Linked DNA regions of Homo sapiens: region 2 is linked to region 1. A link is a contact called in ENCODE POLR2A ChIA-PET data. All regions are on one chromosome and are shown on one strand. The core of a region is the stretch at or near the end of the contact, and the rest is flanking DNA. Distances in the headings are between cores, read along the strand shown. Region 1 overlaps RAB8A (RAB8A, member RAS oncogene family). Region 2 overlaps MYO9B (myosin IXB).

Region 1 (5,179 bases), core at 895-3,394:
CTGTAATCCCAGCACTTTGGGAGGCCGAGGTGGGTAGATCTCTTGAGGTCAGGAGTTGGAGACCAGCCTGGCCACATGGTAAAATTCCATCTCTACTAAAAATACAAAAATTAGCTGGGCGTGGTGGCGGATGCCTGTAATCCCAGCTACTCAGGAGGGTGAGGCAGGAGAATCGCTTAAACCTGGGAGCCGGAGGTTGCGGTGAGCCGAGGTTGCACCACTGCACTCCAGTCTGGGCAGCAGAGCAAGTATCCGTCGCTTAACTACTTAATTAATTAATTAATTTTAAAAAACATTGAAAATCCAGCTCCTTGGGTCAAAGCAGCTATGTTTCTGATGCCCTAGAGCCTTGTGTAGCCAGTATCAGTCATATGGGACAGCACCACCATTGCAGCTGTGTCCTCATCTCTGTCAGCATGCTCATAGACCCTTGGGCCTCAAAATCCCAAGTTTGGGAAGCATTGGATGCCTAGAGACCCATGGTGAGGTTTGCCCAGACGGGGCCCTGGAAAATAGTCACTTGGAGCCCTGAGGGGTGTTTCCAGGAAAACCTGGAATAGGATGGCTGGCTCAGTGTTTTCCAGGTGCTTCTGCTTGATTCTAAGAGAGAGCTCTACCCACTGCCCCACTAACGTCCAGGTTCTCCCCTCAGCTCCCTGAAATAGGTATAATCCAGGAATTTGAGTCTTAGGCACATGTCACCAACTTAGTGGTGAAGGCAGGAATCCTGGGCTTTCAGAGGGTCCAGTCCCCGGATAAAGGGCCCCACGCCCCCTGTCCCTGACCATGTCACAGTCACAGGGTGTGCCCACCGTGGATGGGGCATGGCAGACATCATGGGCCACTGCAGCCTTGAGGTTCTTCGCCATGGTTGCGGCTGACTGTGAGGCCATTATTCATGTCCCTGAATTCCCAGGAGGATTTGGGGTTGCAGTGACTTTCTTGCCCCATCTGTGTCGTTTTTGTCCCACACTCTTGCACCCACATCTGTCTCACCATTACCACATGGCCCGTGTCCTTATTCTGCAAACTTGGATGGCCCCAGACAACTTGGCCAGCAGCAGAAGTCATCAGTGCCCTCAGGTGCCACAGATGCAGGGCTGGGCCTGGGGAGCAGGTAGCGAGGAGGAAGGAAGAAATCCAGGCCTGGCCATGAGCAGGCCACGTGCCTTGGAGCCCAGGATGCCCGGCAACAAAGGGGGACTTGTGATGGCACTGCAGGCTGGCCCGCTGTGGGCACTCCACAAGGACATCGAGAACCACACAGACCGTCAGAGGGTGGCCCCCACATGTGGGTTCTGGGGCTGAAAAAGGCCCAGGGATATTGCTGAGAGGATAGGTGTCATCAGTGCTTTTGGAGTTAGCCCCCCCCCGCCCCCCGTGCTTGAATCTTAAAGGTCACGTCTCTGTGCCTCAGTTTCCCCTTGCATCGCATGGGCATGTTTGCGCTTGTCCACAGCAGTAGCGAGGCTGTGGACCCAGGCTGAGGCGGGGCTGCCCCGAAGCTCTTCCAGGACCCACGAGCCGTCTCCCAGTTGCTCACGTCTAGGTTAGGGAACTGGAAGGGCCTTGGCACTCTCGGCTCCATCTTCACACAGCCGGTTCCCTCTGTGGTGGGGTCACTGGAAGTTGTGTGGATGTCGGGTCAGGACTTCCTGGGCTCAGTTGTGCCTGGTAGGTGGCTCAGGCAGAGCGTGGGGTGAGCAAGGGGTGAAGAGGAGGCCGATTGCAGGGGAGGGTCAGCGTGAGGGGAGTGCTGCTGGCAGTGGGCCTGTGGACCGGCTCCCACCGTCAGGCTGCACCACCCCGTGGGCCATGAGGGGAGCCAGCCGGGCTTGTCAGCGAGTGCGTGGCAGGGGCTGGCCTGTGAGGCAGAAGGGTCACCTCAGCGGCCCGGGGGGCAGGACAAGGCTGGTGCCAGAACCCAGCAGAAAGAAGGGCCACAGGGATGGAGAGGAGGGGGCTGGCTTCCGGGGCTCCACAGAGGTGGGGAGGGCGGCAGCTAATGGGCCTGGCTGTGCAGTGGGTGCTGGGCTCCCCACCACTGTTCTCTGGTGCCGCTGAGGCCTCCCTTCCAGAGCCTGCAGCCGATCAGGCACCTGTGTCTTCTCTCCCCGCGCAGGGCATCATGCTGGTCTACGACATCACCAACGAGAAGTCCTTCGACAACATCCGGAACTGGATTCGCAACATTGAGGAGGTGAGGCCCTCCGGCTCCTCCCACTGTCCCTGCTTCAGTCCTTGTCCCAGAGCCCTCTGGTTTACTCATGAGAAGGCCAAGGTGCAGAGACACATACAGGCCACTTGCCCACAGCCTCCTAGTCAGGGACATGGTGGGAGCAGGGACTGAGATGCAAGCAGCCGGCCCCAGGGACCACACACTGGCCTGGCCCCACCCCGGAGCCCCTCGGAGCCCATCCCTCCAGCTAGGCTGTTGGATCTGGCCAGTGTCATGGTTATAAGAGAAAGGATATCCAAGCTTGTGGTCACCATGAGTGTTGGGTGCTTTCTAGAGAAGGAAGGGTCTAGCACAGGTGTGACCCTTGTAGTTGGAGGGTGTGGTGAGCAGGCGTCAGTTGTACTTTGAGCTATATCGGAGCAGGGTGTGACCTGGTACAAACGACCTGTGTTCAGACCTTGAACCATAGAGCAGTGAGAAGTAGGCCAACCCCTCCTCCCCTCCCAAAGCCAGCATCTTCATCTTCTGCTCCCCAAAGAGCTGACCTCACCCCCAAAGCCTTCCTGGCTGCCGGCACCTGCAGCTTTCTATAACTAACCATGTGGGGCTTCAGGTCTGAGGCACAGCCAGAGAACTTTTCCCATCTATAAAACCACAGCAAAAGGGCATATCACTGTCCACCCAGGACTCATGGACCTCCCAGGCCAGGCCGAGAGGCCACCCCATCATTTGTGAGTCATTGCACTGGGCTCACCTCCCCAGTGACCCTGAGAGGGCTGTGCTGCCAAATTTGCCAGTGCAGGGCTGCACCCCAGCTGGGAAAGCTGTCTTCATCCGTGGAGAGGAGGAGAGCCTGGTCTTTGTGAAAGGTCTCTGTTTCTGGCCAGCGGGCAGGAGCCACCTTCTGGTTCATGGGAAGTGAGGCAGGGAGTGGCGCAGTAGGTTCCAGAGACCAAGTCTGAGCTGGTGGAAGAAGACAGCAGTTTCCAGTGTCCCCGTCCTCCAGGAAGCGTGGTCCGCTCCATGGGGACCCAGGGAGACTTGACGAAGGAGCTGCCTTTGGGTATGAGGGCAGAGTTTGGGCAACATCAGACAGGGTGGTGAAGTGCCTGCAGCTGGTGACGGCCTCGAGTTGCGACCACCTCAGGCACGGCCTGTTTCTGGAGCCCAAAAATAGTTGAAATGTCAGGGCCAGGCGAGGTGGCTTATGCCTGTAATCCCAGCAGTTTGGGAGGCTGAGGCGGGCAGATCACCTGAGGTCAGAAGTTTGAGACCAGCCTAGCCAACATGGCGAAACTCTGTCTCTACTAAAAATACAAAAAATTAGCCTGGTATGGTGGCAGATGCCTGTAATCTCAGCTATTCGGGAGGTTGAGGATCGCTTGAACCTGAAGGCAGAGGTTGCAGTGAGCCGAGATCATGCCACTACACTCCAGCCTGGGAGACAGAACGAGACTCCATCTCAAAAAAAAACAAAAAAAAAAGTGTCAAAGCAGAAGGTCCCAGGACAACAGCTGGGGCCTCTTGCAGAGGAGCCAGGGAGGGAAGGAGGAAAGCCAAGGTCGGGGGGTAAATATCTCAGCCTCACTCACCTCCCATAGGCTAGACCCGCCCAGCATCCCAGGTGCGGGGGCTTGATTGATACAGCCATAGAAGCTGCCAGAAAGCATTTCAGAAAATGTGCATTTGCTCAGAGTAGCAGCTAGAACCCTGGCCCCAGCCCTGGCATTGGCTGTGTGACATGGGGCCGGCTGCTTGGCCTCTCTGAGCTTCAGCTTGTCCCTTAGACCAGGCTGTACCTAGCAGTCCTGACCCCACCGCTCTGATTTCTGGGGACAGACTGTGTGTTGGCAGAGGCACCTGGCCTGTGTCATCCGGTCTGATCCCCCGTCTGTCCCCCTCCCTCTCAGCACGCCTCTGCAGACGTCGAAAAGATGATACTCGGGAACAAGTGTGATGTGAATGACAAGAGACAAGTTTCCAAGGAACGGGGAGAAAAGGTGGGCATGGTGGCACAAGGGGCAGAGGGCCTCGGGGTCTTGGGGTTCTTGTGCAGAGGCCTTCCCCTGTCCCTCCTCTGCCCCAGGGGCCTGAGACGAGTTGGTCACCCCAGTGGGGCACGTGCCATGGGATGACAGAAGCACACACCCAGCCGGGGCTTCTTGGGTGCACTCTGCGGGCATCTCATCAAAACCTACCATGGCCCCGCTCCAGACTTTCAAGACCACAGGAGCGGGGAACAGAGCCATAGTTTGATCCCAGCAGGTCCCCGCCACCCTCCCATCTCAGCTGCCATCCCCAGCAACTCCATGCCCTGTGAGGCCCTGTGGAGGGGCATTCACTATAGAATTGAGGGAGTGATCCAGGAAGTCACGCCCACAGCCCCAGCCCTGTTGCTGCTCCCTCTTGGCGCCGGCCCTGCCTTCAGCTCCTGTTTTAGGCAAGCTCAGATGCGCCCGGCGGCTGGTGTGCTCATGCGTGTGCCTCCCTCTCTCACAGCTGGCCCTCGACTATGGAATCAAGTTCATGGAGACCAGCGCGAAGGCCAACATCAATGTGGAAAATGTGAGTCCCGGGCCCTGCTGGGAGACATGGGGCCTGCAGGATCGGCCCCTTCAGGCTAAAGGGGGAGCTGGCGTCCTCCGAGGAGGTCCTGCCAGACGGACCAGCCTCGGGCTCAGGGCTGCCAGTCAGTCCTCTGAGGGACATTTCCTGGGCAGTGCCACGTGCCAAGCACAGGCAGCCCCTGGGAATGTGCCATCAGCAGGGACAGGCACCACAAAGGGCACCTAGGACGCATCTCACGGGCTCTTGGGCAGCCCTGGGGAATAGGCACGGTTTTACAGGTGAGGAAACTAAGGCTCAGAAAGACCCAGCTCTGTGTTTACCCTCTCAGCCACACCACTCACCCTGGAGAGGCCCCTGTCAAAAAAGCCCAGACATAGCAGGGAGCCCTGATGGGACCTGGGCCCATGCCACCCTCCCCTCTCCACGGGGCGA
Region 2 (5,683 bases), core at 992-3,491, 1.1 Mb after region 1:
GTCAGGAGAGCCCAGAAGGTGCATAAACCGGTTTGGGATCCCGACTGTTAGCACACTGTGGGATTGAGTAGTCTCTGCTTTCAGCCTGCAAATGGGGTAATGACTCTCATGCTTCCATTATGCTGACCCAGCACCAGGCAGGCAGCAGCCTCAGCTGACAAGACATCCACCTGCGGTCACCACATCTCGCCTTTTAGTGGCCATTGGGGTGTGGGCTGGCTGAGAGCAAAGCTTGCACCTGCATGGGAGCCAATGAGAGCCAGTTTCTTTCTTTCTTTCTTTCTTTCGTTCGTTCTTTATTTCGTTCTTTCGTTCTTTTTTTGAGACGGAGTTTCACTCTTGTTGCCCAGGCTGGAGTGCAATGGTATGATCTCGGCTCACTGCAACCTCTGCCTCCCGGGTTCAAGCGATTCTCCCACCTCAGCCTCCTGAGTAGCTGGGATTGCTAACACCTGCCACTACTTCCAGCTAATTTTTTGTATTTTTAGTAGAGATGGGGTTTCACCATGTTGGCCAGGCTAGTCTTGAACTCTTGACCTCAGGTGATCCGTCTGTCTTGGCCTCCCAAAGTGCTGGGATTACAGGCATGATTCACCGCCCTTTTTTTTTTTTTTCTTTTTTAAGAGATGGGGGTTTCATTCTGTTGCCCAGGCTACAGTGCAGCAGTGAAACGATCACCGCTCACGGCAGGTTCGACCTTCTGGGCTCAAGCAATCCTCCTGCCTCAACCTCCAGAGTAGCTGGAACTACAGGTGCGCATTACCACACCTGTCTAATTTTATTGTTTGTAGAGGTGGAATCTTGCTATGTTATAGCCCAGGCTGTCAGGCTGGTCTCAAACTCCTGGGCTCAAGCGATCTTCCTGCCTCAGCCTCTCAAAGCACTGGGATTACAGGCATGAGCCACCGCACCCAGTGGGAGCCTGTTTAAAACTTCTGTTCCTTTTTTTTTTGAGGCAGAGTCTCACTCTGTCGCCAGGCTGGAGTGCAGTGGCTCAATCTTGGCTCACTGCAACCTCCACCTCCCGGGTTCAAGTGATTCTCCTGCCTCAGCCTCCCAAGTAGCTGGGATTACAGGTGTGCACCACCACACCCGACTAATTTTTTTCTGTTTTTAGTAGAGATGGGGTTTCACCATGTTGGCCAGGCTGGTCTTGAACTCCTGACCTCAAATGATCCGCCCACCTCGGCCTCAAACTTTTGTCCTTGTTGTGCCTTATTTTACCCCACAGGGATTCAGGTGAAACTGAATGCAACCACGGATGGCTAGGCATCTCACAGATCTACAAGTTACCATCTCCTTAGCCGGTCTTCAAAAGGCACCAGGCCTTTTGAATAAATAAATATATTTACTTATTTATTTATTTTCCCCCTTGGTCTGCAAGATTCCATAAGGTGTCTGAGAACACAGGAGCTATCCCCTTCCTTACCTCGGCCAAAAGAGCAGCTTTGGGTTTTGGGGGGGGTTTTGAGACAGAGTCTCTCTCTGTCACCCAGGTTGGAGTGCAGTGGCACGATCTCGGCTCACTGCAACCTCCGCCTCCTGGGTTGAAGCAGTTCTCCTGCCTCAGTCTCTTGAGTAGCTGGGATTACAGGCACCCGCCACCACACCTGGCTAATTTTTGTATTTTTAGTAGAGACAGGGTTTCACCATGTTGGCCAGGCTGGCCTTGAACTCCTGACCTCAGGTGATCCGCTCACCTCAGCCTCCCAAAGTGCTGGGATTACAGGCGTGAGCCACTGCGCCTGGCCAGCTTTGGTTTTCTTCTTTCCCACCAGCATGATCCTGAAAGGAGCTCCCACCCAGGCCCCATTTTGGTTATTTTGCAGGGCAAGTCCCTGCCCTGCCAGCAGAGGGTTCCAGAAGGGCCTCTGTGGGCCTGCTTGGCATCTACCAGCACATGGCAAAGACAGCCTGGTCACCTGGTCACCACCAGGACTGCTCAGGCTCCCTCCGCCCCACTCGGCATCCTGCTGTGATCTGGGGGATATGTCAGTTCCTCCATAGCAAGCCCCGCTGGATGCACGTCCCACCCTGTAGATTCCTAGCCAGCCCCTCCTACTTCTCAGACATCCGAATGGCCCCCAGACTAAACACTTTACTCAGCTTTGGGGCAGCCACCAGCAGAGTCCGGGTGCCGCCAACCCAGGGAAACTGGTGTCCACAGACAGTGGCTGAGGCACGCCACGGTGTGCAGCGTGGAGAGGTGGCGGTGGCCTTGTTGCACTTGCGCCTTCTCACTCTCTCCCCTCTCTCTGTGTCTCTCAGTCTAACCCGCCAGGCGTGGCTTGCTGAACTAACCCAAATCCCGACACTGTGTTCCTTTTGTTCACAAAACCATTTTTAATATTTTGACAGGAAAAGTAAAGGTATCAAACAAAAGCAGATCATTCCAAAGGTAAAAAAAAAAACACACCCCGCGCGACACGTTCCAAGATATCTTGCTTCTCTGCCCGTCTTGAGAGCTTTCACTTCTGCAACTTCATTTCCTCCTCCTTCCCACTATCTCCCCCTCCCTCCAAGAAAAAAAAAATGTTCTCGTGTTGAGATGATTTAGAGCTGTCTCTTTATGGGTTTCCCAGAAGCAGGGTCTGAGATGGGGTATTTGCACACACAGCGGCTTATGGAAGAGGGCTTACGTGAGAAGGCAGAGAGAAGGGGTGAGGGAGGAAGCTAGGGGCGTAAGCATAGCTGAAGTCTGGCCTCAGCCTGGTCCCATGGGGAGCTCTAGTGGGTTCATAGCACCACAGAGCTCATCCTGCCCCAACGTAATGGGACCCTTCCGTTTAACACCCCCATCTTCAGTCCCTGGCTACTGGGCTGCTTCCAGACAGGACAGAGAACCTCCCAAGCGCTCTGTCTCGTTTCCACATACAAGTGCAGCAATTTAAGAAATTTGCAAGAAGAGTAAGAATAGCCTTGCAGTCTAGTTAGCAGATGGGAGAGGGCTAATTCCTCTTGTCAGCTGATAGAACTGGCTGACACATGATGGTGGCCTGTCCGATGAGCTCATGCGGATGGCACAGAAAGGACCTGGCCCTTCTTGACTCAAGTAATGTAAACTGTAGGAGCTATGCAGAGGAGAGGGACGGCCAGGTTCAGTAGCACTGGCTTCCTCTCTAACCCAGAGGAAGAGGAAATGGGGCAGCCACTCAGGCTGTGAAAGAGGCTGTCATCAGCCCTCCCGGAACCAGCGCTGTGTGCAAGGTGCAAACCCACCTCATTCCACTGGGCCCACATCAATAGTGTGGTCCTGAGACCAAACCTAAGAGCTGCTGCCCGGGCACTCGCTGCGGGGACGCTGTTCTGCCCTGGCTTCGGGGACACCTGTGATGCCTCCCCGTGCCCGTGTGGGCTGTGGGAGGGCAGGCCGGACCCCATGTGTCTGTCCTAGAACCTACTGGACTCCAAGTCCCTGAAACTCATCATCAGCATGACTCTGCACGACCGCACCACCAAGTCCCTACTGCACCTGCACAAGAAGAAAAAGCCACCAAGCATCAGCGCCCAGTTCCAGGTAGGTGGAGCAGGAGAGGCAGAAGGTGGCGGTCAGCTCAGCCTCAGGCTTGTGTAGCTTCACCCGACACCGAGCACAGCCCGTCTCTAGTAAAAATACAAAAATTGGCCGGGCGCGGTGGCTCAAGCCTGTAATCCCAGCACTTTGGGAGGCCGAGGCGGGCGGATCACGAGGTCAGGAGATTGAGACCATCCTTGCTAACACGGTGAAACCCCACCTCTACTAAAAATACAAAAATTAGCCGGGCGTAGTGGCGGGTGCCTGTAGTCCCAGCTACTCGGGAGGCTGAGGCAAGAGAATGGCATGAACCCGGGAGGCGGAGCTTGCAGTGAGCCGAGATGGCGCCACTGCACTCCAGCCTGGGCGACAGAGCAAGACTCCATCTCAAAAAAAAAAAAAAAAGATACAAAAATTAGCTGGGCATGGTGGGCACCTGTAATCTCAGCTCCTTGGGAGGCTGAGGCAGGAGAATTGCTTGAACCTGGGAGGCGGAGGCTGTAGTGAGCCAAGATCACGCCATTGCACTCCAGCTTGGGCAACAAGAGCAAGACTGCGTCTCAAAAAAAAAAAAACAAAACAAAACAAAAAAAACACTACATCCGTGGTCCCTTCTGAGGTTGACACATGTTTCAAATCTCCAGAAAGCGTTTGTCTGGTCCTCCCCAGCCCCAGCCTTCCACCTGAGGCAAAAACAAGCACTGGTGGCCCTGGGACCATGGGGACCACATAACTCCCTCGAGGGTTTCCAGGGATAGCGCAGGCTTGGGTCAGAACGTCCAGCTGGAACCTCCTGTGTCCCACCACCAGGGACCCACATCTGTGCAGACCCCATCCACCCCACACTGATGCTAGAGTGTCCCAGGTCTGCTCCCACAGAACAGCGGCTGTCAGGGTCCCTGATTCAACCCAAATGCTTTCTCTTTCCCTTAACAGACATCCCTTAACAAGCTCTTGGAGGCACTGGGGAAGGCGGAGCCCTTCTTTATCCGCTGCATCCGTTCCAATGCTGAAAAGGTGAGTTTCTCTAAGGTGTTTGGGAGGAGAAGGCCCATGCCGGACTCTTAGGGGTGTCGGTGTCCCTGCATCCAGCCCCAGCCTCCACGCAGTATGGGGGACGGTGCAGCAGTCCATCCAGAGGCAGCCGGGGATGGAGAATTAGCAGTGAGGATGGTCCAAGTGGCCATTTAAGAGCAGGGACATCATCTGGAACATGGAGAGGCCCAGAGAAGGTTTGATTAGGGAGCGACAGGTCAGGGGTGCTTTTCAGATACATCCCAAAGAGTAGCCGGTGCAAGGAGTCTACCAGAAGGCAGAGGCTGAGATTACATAGCAGAGTCTCAGAGGCACACACAGCCCGCTGCTCACATTACAAGTTTCTAGAGAGACCCTTGGAGCCCCCGTGGGACCACCAGCAGGGGCTCCAGGCTCAGCACTGGCACAGGCTTCCTTTACCCCAGAGGTCCACTCCATCCCTGGGAGGACAGCTCGGGGACTTTGCCAGGGACTGAGCAGGAGTGTGGGCTCCCAGACAAATGTGAGCACACAGCCAGGCAGGAACCTCCCGCCAACTGTACCTGGGGAGATGCTCCGTAGTGCACCTTCTCTGCTCGTGGGCTGTGCCAGCAGATGATTCTCTGTGATAAAACCCATTTTGTGCACTGGAGGGTGGCAGCATCCCTGGCCTCCACATCCACCCCCAGTCATGACAACCCTCCTCATTCTTTCCCGTTTGCCTTTGTTTGTTTTTGTTTGTTTGTTTTTGAGACAGAATCTCCCTCTGTCACCCAGGCTGGAGTACAGTGGTGCGATCTCGGCTCACTGCAGCCTCGACCTCCCAGGTTCAAGCCATCCTCCTGGCTCACCCTCCCAAATAGCTGGGATTACAGGTGCCCACCACGCCAAGCTAATTTTTGTATTTTTAGTAGAGACGGGGTTTCACCATGTTGGCCAGGCTGGTCTTGAACTCCTGACTTCAAGTGATCCACCCATTTCAGCCTCCCAAAGTGCTGGGATTACAAGCGTAAGCCACCGCGCCCAGCACCGTTTGTCTTTATAGCAACACCATGCCTTATCCCTTACTGCCCACCAGAGTGAAGTCCAGACCCCTAAGCTCCAGGCTTAAAGCCCACTGAGGCAGCTGCATTTCCAGCCTCTTCTCTCCCCTGG

The links. ChIA-PET counts read pairs that join two places held with the same protein, here RNA polymerase II (POLR2A).
Region 2: POLR2A ChIA-PET joins it to region 1 with 17 read pairs in activated CD4-positive, alpha-beta T cell. The contact joins two enhancer-like sites. POLR2A ChIA-PET finds 5 or more read pairs at or near these places in 2 of 52 experiments (activated CD4-positive, alpha-beta T cell and activated CD8-positive, alpha-beta memory T cell).

What each region holds. Positions count from the first base shown.
Region 1 is chr19:16,123,348-16,128,526 of GRCh38, forward strand. It overlaps RAB8A (RAB8A, member RAS oncogene family), which reads left to right. Exons shown (of 8, transcript NM_005370.5): 4 at 2,123-2,200; 5 at 4,090-4,179; 6 at 4,679-4,744. HSH2D-AS1 (HSH2D and RAB8A antisense RNA 1) reads right to left here. Exons shown (of 2, transcript NR_199156.1): 2 at 1-3,640. Among named protein-coding and RNA genes, the nearest start is that of HSH2D-AS1, 14 kb to the right of the region's middle. Within about 2 kb of position 2,145, at least 2 of the 41 ENCODE cell types and tissues checked have a DNase peak (open chromatin) inside an H3K27ac peak, as active enhancers do.
Region 2 is chr19:17,181,471-17,187,153 of GRCh38, forward strand. It overlaps MYO9B (myosin IXB), which reads left to right. Exons shown (of 40, transcript NM_004145.4): 16 at 2,359-2,398; 17 at 3,395-3,517; 18 at 4,451-4,531. Among named protein-coding and RNA genes, the nearest start is that of USE1, 31 kb to the right of the region's middle. RefSeq lists enhancers at 1-287, 2,836-3,045 and a silencer at 1-84. Within about 2 kb of position 2,242, at least 8 of the 41 ENCODE cell types and tissues checked have a DNase peak (open chromatin) inside an H3K27ac peak, as active enhancers do.